Regions from separate parts of the Mus musculus genome. Here region 1 is linked to region 2. The links are chromatin loops, found by intact Hi-C in ENCODE. Cell type or tissue: gastrocnemius. All regions are shown on one strand. Region 1 overlaps Dhx34 (DEAH (Asp-Glu-Ala-His) box polypeptide 34). Region 2 overlaps Slc8a2 (solute carrier family 8 (sodium/calcium exchanger), member 2).

Region 1 (2,500 bases), 53 kb after region 2:
TAATCAGAGACAGCGTAGCCCCCCTTGGTGGGGTGTGGAGACAGGGTAGAATTTCCAAAGAGGCCGGGCAGACTAGGGGCGGTCGTGATGGTCTGGGGTCCCACGTAGAGGTTCTGGGCTTCTAGACCAGTGAGCCTTCGGAGGCGGTAGGGAACCTACAGAAAGGGAGAGCAGAGACAGAAATGGGGTGGGCGCCCCCAGAGCCAGCTCTGCCTAAAGCCCTCCCTTGGACTTTGCCTAAGCCACTCCCAACTTGCTTTCAGACCTTTGTGGCCCCAGTGGCTCCTCCAGCCACCCTCCCCAGGCTCACCCTCTGCTGCCTCTAGCTGATGAGACCACGGCCAGACCTTAGCTACCTTGTCCCTCCTGCAAGGTGCCTCAGGCTTGGTCCCCTTTCCCCAACTGCCTAGGCCTGTCTTCACATGCGTGTGACTGACACACACACACACACACACACACACACACACACACACACTGAAGTCAGCCTGGATTCACCCCTCTCCTTGGACTCCCATGGTGCAGAATCAGAAATGACTATTCCCAGCCATGAGGATGGTTTCAGCCCACTCTGCTCACATCTTCCTCTCTGTTCTCACAGGAGACCCCTGGGCCCTCATGCTGCGCATGTCCTTAGCATACAGAAGGCACCTGTCATCTGCTCAGTGCGTGGCACATAGTGGTGTCTAGCAGCATGGCCTCTAGAGCCAAACACCGGTGCTTCCCCACATCAGCCATGTGACCTCAGGTACCACTGAGCCTCTTTGAATCCTTAAAGGAGCCCCCACTAAGTGACGCCCCCTTCTGGTACCTTGGCCACCATGAACTGCAGCAGCTCCCTGCTCAGAGCAGCCACCTCCTGGGGGCTGACTGCTGGAGACCCCATGTCTTCCTCCTGCTCTAGCTTCCGTCGCTGGGCCTGGCGGGCCAGCTGCCGGTCCAGGGCACTTTCCCAGTGGACACGGAGCCGCAGGGATGTTGCCAGGAGCCGGACGGCACTCTCGCTATCTGCGAGCTGCAGCTCTAGCCAACCGTCAGCCACCAGGCGGGAGCAGTCACCGTTGGTGTCAATGGAGCGGCTGAACAGCAGGAGGGACTGCAAGAGAAAAGCTGTGCGGCTCAGGAGGCCACCTCAGGTGCCACCTGGCTGTGTCCCTGCCTACCCCTCATTCACCCATCCATCTGTGCACTCACCTGTTCATCCCTCACCTGCCCACCTCCTACTTGTCCACCACGACACCCCATGTCCCTCTCCCACTAATCTATCCCATCTACCTATCCATCCCCCGTCCATCCATGTACCCAACTGTCTGCCTCTGCCTGTCTTTCACCTATCCATGTACCCAGCTGACTACCCATCAACCCTCATCTGTCCTTCCCTCCCCTGTCCATTCAGCTTCATGCCCACCCCACCTGTCCACCCATCCAAGTGTCTACCCATCACCTGCCTGACTACCTAGCCCCCCCCCACCTGCCTGTTCTCCCGTCCATCCATCTGTCTACTCAATATAACCGCCCAACAATGCTGCAGGCCTCCTCTGCCATGCTCTGGTGCCATGTTGGAGACACAGTGGTCAGCACAAAGCCAGCCCCACCACCAGTCAACATTCAACTTAAAGAGACAAGGATAAAATTAAAGAGTGCAATATCCTGGAAACCTAAGAATCAAGGCACCTTAGGGAGTCACAAAAAAGGGAGTGTGACCAAAGGAAGTAGTTAACTGGTGACACATGCTTTAATCCCAATCCTTGGAGGCTGAGGCAGGAACATGGAGGCCGGAAGACCCCAGACAGAGAGGCACATGGGTTCCTGACACCAAGGCAGAGCCAATCTCACAAGGGTAGGGCTGACTATGGGTGGATGGACTGGAGGCAGGTGATGTCCATTTGAGTGGATGGGTGGACAAGTGGAGGTGGGCATGAAGCTGAATGGCCAGGGAAGGGAAGGACAGATGAGGGTTGATGGGTAGACAGCTGGGTACATGGATAGGTGAAAGACAGGCATTTGGGTGATGTTCCCCTCATCATAAGCAAGGAGTAGCAAGAGGGGATTAGGATCCAGATGTCACCCCAAATGGTGAATGTCTCATTGCTACCATCTCACGGGGTCCCACACCATGCCTCTCTCTGTAGTATGCAGAAGCCCTGGCTGTGTTGCTTTTCATTGGCACGTAAGCCCCACCCAGCTGGCACAGACCCCCAGCCCCAACAGTAATGGTGGCTGGCACAAGGGAAAGGCCTCAGTGGGTCATGGGCCACAACTTCCTGTGGCCCCTGCACAGGTTCCTGCCCTTCCCCGGGAAACAAAACCAGAGGGGTCTGAATAGTGCAGACATCTGACTGACAGGAGAATCGGTTGGGGCAGCATGTGACCCTAGAGCTATTATCTACCTCTCCCTGTGCAGCCCAGGCGGTGACTCGACCTCAGCTTCCTGTGGGTAGAGTGGAACACCTAGCCCATGGAGGCGACTGTGGGCAGGCCTGGCACTTTCCTTAGTCTCTTC
Region 2 (2,500 bases):
AGAGTGGGGTGGGGTGGGGTTAGGGTAAAGCTGACCTGAAGAACAGGCCTAAACCTGGCGGTGGTGGCTCATGCCATTAATCCCAGCACTCAGGAGGCAGATGCAGGCGGATCTCTGTGAGCCTGGTCTACAGAGCGAGTTCCAGGACAGCCTGGGCTACAAAGAGAAACCCTGCCCCCCCCCCAAACAAGCAAACAAACAAACAAGAATAACCCTAGCAGGCGATAGAGTGGGGCCAGGGTGAAAGGGGCTGCTAAGGAAGGGTCTTAGCTGGGAGTGGGTGGAGCCTGAAGAATGATTTGGCTGGGGATTGGAGAGAGCAGAGCGTGAGAAATAGTTTTTGGTGGAGATGGGCAGGGCCAAGATGAGTGGGGTCTGAGAAATGGCCTTGGCTGAAGGAAGGGACAGAGCTAAGGCAGGCTGGATCTGACAAATGGCCCTGGTTGAATGAAAAGATGGGGATGTGGCTGGATGTGTCACCAGAGTTCCAGGTCCTGTGAAATGGACTTAACTAGGAGGTTGTGAGGAGCTGTAGAGATGGGGTGGGGGCTTGGGAATTCTCGGGGCAGGGTGGCTAGGGGCAAGAGGGGAGGGGGGAGCATGCAGAGAAAGAGAATCTGACTGGGTCAAGCTTAGGTTTAAAGAGACAGGATAGGATCTTGACAGTGGGAGGAGCCATGCAGAGACAAAGTTTGAAGGGCCCAAAGGGTGGTGAGGCTTAAGAAAGGATCATGGCCAATCTATGGATGGGAGGAGACCGGGTTGAGGAGACTGGGTGGGACTTTAGGAAGGAGAAGGACTTGAATGGGGCCCAAGGTGAAAAATGGAATTTGACTGGGAAGATGGGAGAGGAGTCTGAGAATGGGTGGGGCCTGGGTGGTCTTTGGTTGAAAGAGTCAGTTGGGATGTGGAAACAAGGAGGGGAGTCTCAGGTGGAGGAGGGGCTTTAGAAAGGAGCGTTTGTAGGTGGCCATGGCCCAGCCAACCTAGAGAAAAGTTGCTTGGCTGAGTAGAAGTCGTGGTCGAGTGGTGGGTGAGGCCTTATGTGTGGGAGAAGTCTAAAATGTGAGAATTGTGAGATACTGGAGGAACTGGGAAACAGTGGGAGACCCAGGGAGCTGAGAAGAGAAACAGAACTTGGGAGACATGGGGCATGGATTCCTGAAGACTGGACTCTCACACGTAGGTCCTGTAGATGTGCAGACGGACAGGGCATTGCAAACCCTGGGCCCTGGGCTCGAGTCCCTGGAGAGTCACCTCCCCCGCGCCTGCTGAGCGCAACCAGCGCTGCTCCTCCGCTCCCACCGCCCCCGCAGCGGCTGGCTCCCTCCTCATACCACCCACGCGCTCCCTCCAGCCGTGGGGCTTCTGCCTTGCCATCAGCGGGCCGATGATGGTTTTCCGTCCCTGTATCTCTGACCTCCCAGGCTATATCTCTCTGGAATCTGGACTCAGTCCTCAGTCTTTCTTTCTGCATCGGGTTATGCTTTAAATCAGAAGCCCTAAGCTGCTCTCCATATTTCTCTCTTTGGGATGAGCAGGTGGACTGGTGGCGGTTGCTTGGAGTGGAGCCCTATCATCATCCCTAGCCAAATTCTAGAGACAGAGGGTATGGCAGAGTTGTCTTTTTATGGTTCTTGTCCTTCTGATCGTCTAACTTGCTCCCTTCTTGCTGCTGCAATTCTGTGGGACTTTCCTCCCCCACGAGGCTTCCCCAGCCTGGGACACCCTCTGTCCTCCCCCATCTCCCGCCTCCGCCCAAGCTTCCAGCTGTGGCTTCAGGAGACAAGAGAACAGGAGGCTAATTAGCGTTTAGGGAAACACATCCTTCCTCTGACGGGCAGGCGCTAATTAGAGGAGCTCTGAAGCAACCAGGCTGGGGTGGAGGCCTGGGCAGGATCAACACAGAGACTGGAGGAATCAGAGACTTAATGGAGATAGCCAAAGGCAAAACAGAGAGACGCAAAGAAAAGGAAGCAAAGGAGAAAAAAAGGAGCAGAAAATAGGAAAAGATTCAGACCCAGGGAACCCGGGGTCATTGAGAAATAAAGGGAAAGGAGAAGGTAAAGAGACTGGAGTCTTAGGGGTAGAATAGAATTTTCAGAAACCTGGGAGGAAAGCTATTTTCTAAGATCTCAGGTCAGTCCTCTCCTTGTCTAGCTCTAGTCTCTCACTGTCCTTTCAGTTGGGATTCTCCTAGGCTGCCTGTCAGAGCACTGATTGGCATGCCCGTCACCAAGCTTTGACTACTGTGTTAGCGGCTTATGGGCTGTCTAAGAGAGTGCATGACAAAGTGTATGCCACTGTGTCAGTGTGTCACTGTGTCTGTTTGTGAATCTGAGGAGCCCGGTGTGTCTTGGGAGACGCTCCTCATCCGACCCGCAGTCCCAGATGAGGTCTTTCAGCACCGCGGACAGCGCCCGCCCCACTCCAGAGGCCCGTCGGCATACTATTTTGAAACTCAATTGGACATGGTCTTGGTTGCCCGTAATTTCAGCAG

Evidence for each region. Peaks named below come from ENCODE experiments on the same cell type or tissue, not always from the same donor. Only the 100,000 strongest peaks of a DNase experiment are listed, where the experiment ranks them.
Region 1: a loop joins it to region 2, with 3 times the contacts of the local background. A loop is called at or near these places in 2 of 42 quality-filtered maps.

What each region holds. Positions count from the first base shown.
Region 1 is chr7:16,198,867-16,201,366 of GRCm38, forward strand. It overlaps Dhx34 (DEAH (Asp-Glu-Ala-His) box polypeptide 34), which reads right to left. Exons shown (of 17, transcript NM_027883.3): 14 at 809-1,093; 15 at 1-155. Among named protein-coding and RNA genes, the nearest start is that of Dhx34, 22 kb to the right of the region's middle. In gastrocnemius, no CTCF peak of the experiment used is centred here; a DNase peak (open chromatin) is centred at 968.
Region 2 is chr7:16,145,425-16,147,924 of GRCm38, forward strand. All of the region lies in intron 4 of Slc8a2 (solute carrier family 8 (sodium/calcium exchanger), member 2), which reads left to right. Among named protein-coding and RNA genes, the nearest start is that of Slc8a2, 17 kb to the left of the region's middle. In gastrocnemius, no CTCF peak of the experiment used is centred here; DNase peaks (open chromatin) are centred at 1,330, 1,593 and 2,402.